2 separate regions of the Mus musculus genome follow, and region 2 is linked to region 1. A link is a loop called in an ENCODE intact Hi-C map of the cell type or tissue named here. Cell type or tissue: left cerebral cortex. All regions are shown on one strand. Each heading gives the region's core, and the rest is flanking DNA. Links, peaks and the distances in the headings are about the cores only.

Region 1 (3,539 bases), core at 672-3,171:
TGCCTGGATCACCCTCTCTGATACCAGGAGGTCAAAACTGAAGCTGAGCAGTACAACCCCAAAGCTGCAGGGCAAGACCAGGACAGCTCCCGAGACGCCCCAGCGGGGGCGGGGCGGTGAACGAGATCCCCGGAGGCCAGTTGTCTGGGGCAGGCAGGCGACCTGGAGTCTCTCCCTGGGCCCAAGGCGGCAGCGCGTGTCTCGGCTCTGCTTCCACCCGGGGCGACTCCCAGCTACCTCACGCCGGTGGCGGGAGCCAGGGGAGGAGGAAACCCTGGAAGAGGACCGGCACACGCCCGCCAGAGGGGCCGAGGCCTGAGGTCCAGGCCTCAGGAAAGGACGGTGGACCACGCGCGCGCACACACAGAAGCACACTGACACTCCATTCACAGAGCACACGATGCGATGCGCTCGCGGTCGCACAGACAGTCACTGGACACACACTCAGACATGGGAATGCACACACACACACACACACACACGCACGCACGCACACGCACACACCCTCCATAGGACACCAGGCTCCAAAGCACACTCAAGCACGGGATCTCACCGCAGGCCGAGGGGGAGGCCCATGCACACATTCACACACACACACACACGCACACACGCACACACGCACACACACACAACACACACACGTCCGCACGCGCGTGCCCGACTGGCCGGGAGGCCGCACAAAGTTGCAAAGCAGACGCAGGCAGCGTCCCCGGGGACCGCGGCGTCCCCAACGCCTCTGACGAGCTACGATGGGGACGCTGTCCCGAGGCCTCCAGCCAGGCCCTGCGGGGGCCCCGACGCCGCAGCCCCGCCCGCAACCGGGTGCGCCCCACGGCCCTCCCCATCCCGGGCGCCCCGCGGCCCTGGCGCCTCCTCGGATCAGCCGCCAGCCAGCGCCGCTCGGAACTTGCGAAACAACAAACCGCCCGAAATGTCGGAGTCGGCGGCTACAGCCACGTCTCTCCCCGTTCCTTCCCTCGCCAGCCGCAGGGCCGCCCCAGCCTCCGGGGGACGCCGCCGCGACAACTTGTTCCGGCCGGGTGCGCCACGCACACGCGCGCGCGCGATCACACATACACTCACATATGCACACACACATGCACACACACCCTCGGGTCCCGGCCACACTCGACCACGGCCTAGGAGCACCCCAAGCTCGCAGCGTCCCTAGCCACGAAACCATCGCTCACCGACACACTCACATCCACTCCAGACACGCTCCCCCATACGTATTCCCCGCATCCCTGACATTCACACGGACCCACACAGCATCGTACACCCCAAATACTCCCACAGGGTCACTCGTGGGCACAGAGCTCACACAGGTTCCGACCCGGTTCCCACGACTGCACACACACACACACACACACACACCACACACACTCGGGCCCACACTTGGGCACAATCCACCGAGTCCTCACAGCACAGGCATAAACAAACACGCGGGTTTTCAAACGCACCAGCAACAAACAGTACTCCCGCCTAGGGAATACAAAAAAAAAAGCCAACAAATGCAACACAGGATCAGACGCAACTCTAGCCAAGCCACTGAAACTCAGATACACAACCCACTTGGCAGCGTGGACAAACATGAGCCAGCGCACACCCGGTGCTCCACGCAGGCGACACTCACACCAGCACACTCGCATCCGCGGTACACACTCAACCTCAGTTTGCACACAAACTACAGACACAGCGGCCACAGAAGCTTGGAGCACTCCGACACCAGCGACAAGCCATCCCCGGCCCCCCGGGCACTCGCGGGATAAGCTTGGAGGGACCGCGCGCGCTTACCTGCGGGAGTCTCGGTCTCAGGCGCGCAGAACTGGAAGGTGAGCGCCAGGACCAGAGCCTGAGCCCGGGCCATGGCCGCCGCCTAGGTCCTGGAGACCCGCAGCTGGGGAGGCGACGCCTCCGGAGCCCGACCGGGAGCCCAAGGCGAGCGGGAGCCGTAGTGGAGCAGTGCCGCGCGGAGCGGGACTGGCGCCGAGTCCAGAGCGGGAGCCCGAACGAGCGGGGCGCTGACGTCAGGCCCCCGGGCGCGAGTTCCGCGGTCTCGAGGCGTCCCCTGCTGGTGGTGTCGCGCGCTGCGGCCCGGTTCCCTGGGCCCGCCGGCCTTGGCGTGCCCATCCCCCACTCTCGCACCCCGTCGACAAGATCCATCGGCCGGTGCCGGTGTTCAGGTCGGCACTCTCAACGCATCCGTTGCCCACGGCTGAGACTGTAACCCAGGAACCCTTGGCTCCTCTGTTCCCTCAGTTGCTTAAGTTTTTCCTACCTTGACTACTCTGAACATAAACTCCCAGCTCCCTCCAATGACAGAGCACTCTTCATCTACCTGAAACGTTGTTGGGCCTTTGGAATGTTGCCGTTTACTTTCAGTAATATGAAATTCACTTCTCTCTTACTGACGCTCGTGCCTCTACAGTAGCCTCCGGCTACTCGGAGTAAGTAGATTTGGAACTCTGCCCCGTCCAAGTTTTTGCACAACCACCAGCATAGTTGTCAGTGGCTACTTAAGACCAGGTGCCATGTGTGCCTCTCTCTGGGACTCTGTTCATCTTCACTATTGCCCTAGGGGACACACACCATTCTAATGCCATTACACAGTTGAGAAAGTTGAGATCATAGAGCGTGACTTTTTCAAGATTATGTGTCAGTATGAGGCGACACCAAGATCTGAATCAAGGTTGTCTGGTTCGAAATGTGTAAACAAACGAACAAAAACCGACTCACATCTGGAAACCCATTTGCTTCTCAAATACTGAATAGATATGGGCTTGTTGGTTCAGTGATGACTGTAGACTACCGAGGAGATTAAAAAACAAAGGCTTGATCTCCGGGAGCTAGAGAGACGGCTCAGTGGTTAGGTGCGTGCACGCGGCTCTTGCAAAGGGCTCAGGATGGATCCCCAGCACCCTTGTCCAACCACCTGTAACTGCGCATCAGACCAGCACTTCTGGCCGTGTATATTTATAAAATATAAAATTATATTTTAAATATAATTTAAATATTTTTTAAAATCCCCACCCTCATGAAGCTTACATTCAGGAGGAAGATGCAGGAGAGGGTGGGGGGGGGGGTTGGAACCTACAGTAGGGAAAGTGGATCGCTGCACTTCTAAACAGACTGCCTGCTATGTGATGGACTTGGTATATATCCCCCATGTTTAGAATGTGTGTCCCCCTAGGGAAGCTTTTTCCCCCGGGGCCTGGTATCCCGCATACTCGATGAGTAATGAATGAGCGGGTAACTGATAGATGAGTACTTACAGAGAGGGCCCTTGCTCTCACGAAGACTTCATGCCGCAGATAAATAAATACATATGGAACTTCAGTCTGAGGCATGCGCCCTCAAGGAAATGAAGCTCTTGCAACAAGGAACACTAAAAGATGGGGGGGGGGGGTCGGGTCACGCTTCAGAAAAGACAGTCCAAGACAGACGCCTTTGCCAAGGATGTGACCCCATGCCACGTGATCTTAGACCTGACGTGTGAGGAGCCAGCCTCAAGCACACCAATGGGAAGGAATGCTGCAGCC
Region 2 (3,539 bases), core at 774-3,273, 580 kb before region 1:
TTGTGGCTCTTGTATCTGGTTCAATTCCCAGCACCCACATGGCTGCTCCCACATGCTGTCTGTAACTCCAGTTCCAGGGATCTGACGCCCTCTGTTGGCTTCTGCGGTTAACACAACACACACACACACACACACACACACACACACACACACACACACACGGTATAGAGACATTCAGGCTGGCAAAATGCCCACATACATAAATTTTAATTTAATTTTTGAAAAGAAAGCCCCTTTCACATCTTCACAGCAGAGTGTACACGTGGGGTCTGATTGGCTGGGATTTCAGAGCGAGTCTCTCTGGTGTGTCTGCGGGCCTCAGTGTGGGTGGGAGATGATAGCCTCCCTTGAGTCCTCAGATTGGCAATGGATGCAGTGATCATGTGACTACTGGGAAGGCCAATGTTTTGCCTAAGTGTTTTTGCACTGCTGCCCCCAGCCAGGGTTATCCAGCATTTTGTCCCCGCATGCCAAGCAAGCATCTACTCTTTGAATGGAGCCCAGGCACCTGATGGGTCTTTGAAGGCCCTGTGTTACCCAACCACATCCACCCGCTGTAGCTTTACCTTAGGTTTTGGCACTCTCCTGGCCCCAGGCTCTCCCTGCAGGTCTCCCTGTGAGCCATGGTTCCTCTCACTTCCAGGCTCCCGAGCATGCTGGTCTCTTAGCCTGATGTTCCTTCTTCCCATGAGAGGCCTTGCTTTGTCTAGAGGACTTAGCTTTTGTACCCCCCACGGGAAGGCTGTCTGCTTCTCTTGTCTGTGCCCCCATTAATTCATTACTTACTTGTTTATTGTTTGTCTTAGGCCCTAGGCTGTGTGAGTTTCCTGGAAGCAGAAACAGCCTCTGGCTTGACTGGCACTATGTCCCTAGTGTTAGCCAAGAGCCCAGCACAGAGTAGCTGTTCAATAAAATGTGCACCCGAGCAGGTGCGGTGACTTTATTCTGTCCCTCATTTTCGAGTTCCAGTTTCCAAAGAACAGTCCCAGCAGGGGAACTCTATGACTAAAAGCTCCACCCACCCAAGACACTCCCCTGCCCGCCACGACCCAGAAGCCAATAGGAAGAGTTCATAAATGGGGAAACCGAGGCACAGAACAATCAATGTGCTTGCTTTAAGGTCTTCAGGGACTGGACCGGTGGCCTTTGGGCTGAGCTCCTGAGCCACGTGGGGTCACAGCTGTCTAAGGTCGGTCGGTTGGAGGTGTCCGGGAGTGCATCAAGCTGCTTCCTGGGGTCAGGCATGTGCTGAGGTGAACACAGATGAAATGCTCAGCTGCAGGACATGGGGGTATCCCCGAAAACAGCTCTGGAAGTGGGGCACACTGATGTTTAAGAGATGATAGAGAGATCTGAGGTGAGCATGCTCAAGTCATATCCTAGCAGCAAGAAGCAGGACCGATTGAGGAAGATGCCAGGCAGGGATCTCGGCAGCTAAGACATCTGTCTACTCCCACGCTGTGATTCCTGCACCACACCCTCGCTTCTGGAAGGCGGGAAGCAGGGTGGCCTCCTCTTTGTGGTTCCAAAGGCGATGAAGGGGGCTGGCTGGGCTTGGGTGACAGACACAGATGAAAATACAGGGCTTGCGGATGGCCAGACAGGAGTGGGTTTGAGGTGCGCAGGTGAACATTCTGCTTAATAACAAGCCCCAAGCGCCGGAGGCCAGCTATCCCGAAATCCCAAGCACGTGAATGCGAAGCCACACTGTACAGTGCCCAGCGCTCCAGGCTGAGCCCTGCTGCTGACACACTGCAGGGTGGACCCCGCAGCGCTGCGCTGGAGTCTGTTCTGAGCCGCTGCATTTGGACGAGTGCAGTGCGAGGCATGCAGCAGCAGACTCTCCTGGAGCTTTCTTGCTTCAATTCATTTCCACCGAGAGATTTTCTCAGTGAAGGAAATACTATCATTCTTCGAAAGTTTGGAACTGAAGTGGACTCTGCCATTTCTTTCTCCTCCGGTGCCTGGTGGAGCCCAGAGGGATTGAGCGCCGAGGCTGGCTGGGGACTGTAGCCATTAGAGGGCGACATTGGACCAGCAAAGACCGGTCTACGAGGCAGTGGGGCTTGCGGGGAGTTTCTGGACCCATTTCCTTTCCCACCCGCCACTCACACCCCTACTGTGACTTTGATTCCTAGAAAACCCTATAAAATCAGGGTCACACGCGACAGGGAGATGGATTCAATGCGGCTTCTCAAGTTGCCTGTCTTGTTATTTTTGGCCATTTCTTTGTTCTTATGGAGAATGGAGCAGCCTCTCTTCCTGCCTGCACTGGCCACTCAGAGACACCCTTGATAACTACTGATACGGGGTAGGGTAGGGGTCAATCCGCGCGTTTTAAAACCTCACCTAGGACAAGCCACAGCCTAGGAGAAAATAAGTACATATTTAATAAATTACATATGTTAAATCTCCAAAATATACAAAGAGCCCTCTAAAGACAACAATAATTTTTTAAAAAGTTGGCTGTAAAGGCTTTTCTCTGAGTACACACTTCTGCAAGGAAGAAAGATGGTGACAAGAGACATTCAACATCTGTAGCCATTTTTTTAACATGCAAAATAAAGCCACGGTGCACACCTCTTTACCCCCTGGAAAGCAAACTGCCCAGAGGTTGAGAAGGAAGGGGGGGGGGGGAGGAGAGAGACTGAATGGAGGTGGTTTAGGTACATTTATTATCCATGTAGCTATGCTGATTTCAGACATTTGTCAAACTCAACTGTCTGGTATGTTAAGTACATACAGGGTTTCCTGAATGCCCACAATAAGGCAATAAAGCCCCTTAAAATGTCACCACGTTTTGGACTCATCTAGCTGAGTGCCACAAGGACTGTCCTCACCTTCCTCCACATCTGGACTCTGCTGTCCAGCTTCTCAGTGGGAAGATGGCTGGTTTCAGCCTTGACTGAGGCCACAGGGCTCCCTGCAAGGCTTGAACAGAGAGCAGATGTGAAGCCACCGTGTGGCTGGCAGGCTGGCTGGCTCCTGTGTCACAACCACCACTGCGAGGACATGCCTAGTCCAGACTTTTGGAGGACAAGAGACACTAGGAATAGAGCCAAGGAATGCTGTCACCTCTGCCAAGGTCAGCCGCTGTAGCTTAGGTCACTCCTTGCAGCCAGGGTCAGCCGGAAGCCACGGGAAACTCAGGACACATGTGTCCAGCCAAGATCCACTGAGCTGCTGTCAACCGACAGCTGGCTCCAAAGAAGCACGCAGTAAATGTCTTGAACTCAGTCAGTGAACTTCTCTGAGATTGGCCAGGTGGACTGATTATAGGAAAACAAAAAAACAAACAAAACAAAAATAATAAAATAAAATAGAAACAAAATGGGATGAATAATGTAGAAAGGCTTCCTGGAGGAGGTGACGCCCACTGTTTGTTTGTTTGTTTGTTTGTTTGTTTTTCCAATCTGGCTGGCATTATAGCCCAGGCTGGCCTGGAACTCACACTCCATAACCAGGCTGTTCTAGGTCGTGAGGTGATCCACTTGCCTCTGCCTCTGAACACAGGCCTGAGCCACCACACCATGCTCCCC

The links. A loop is a pair of places that touch in the nucleus more often than their neighbours do. Peaks named below come from ENCODE experiments on the same cell type or tissue, not always from the same donor. Only the 100,000 strongest peaks of a DNase experiment are listed, where the experiment ranks them.
Region 2: it touches region 1 in a loop (9-fold over the local background); 24 of 42 quality-filtered maps call a loop at or near these places.

What each region holds. Positions count from the first base shown.
Region 1 is chr4:131,836,290-131,839,828 of GRCm38, forward strand. It overlaps Ptpru (protein tyrosine phosphatase, receptor type, U), which reads right to left and starts at 1,989. Exons shown (of 31, transcript NM_001083119.2): 1 at 1,795-1,989. The coding sequence starts at 1,867. In left cerebral cortex, for the core only: a CTCF peak has its summit at 2,077 (motif pointing left); DNase peaks (open chromatin) are centred at 1,063, 1,647 and 2,053; H3K4me3 peaks cover 1,559 bases; H3K27ac peaks cover 948 bases.
Region 2 is chr4:131,251,355-131,254,893 of GRCm38, forward strand. No RefSeq gene overlaps it. Among named protein-coding and RNA genes, the nearest start is that of Gm25261, 14 kb to the left of the region's middle. In left cerebral cortex, for the core only: a CTCF peak has its summit at 1,997 (motif pointing right); DNase peaks (open chromatin) are centred at 1,472, 2,010 and 3,030; H3K4me3 peaks cover 517 bases.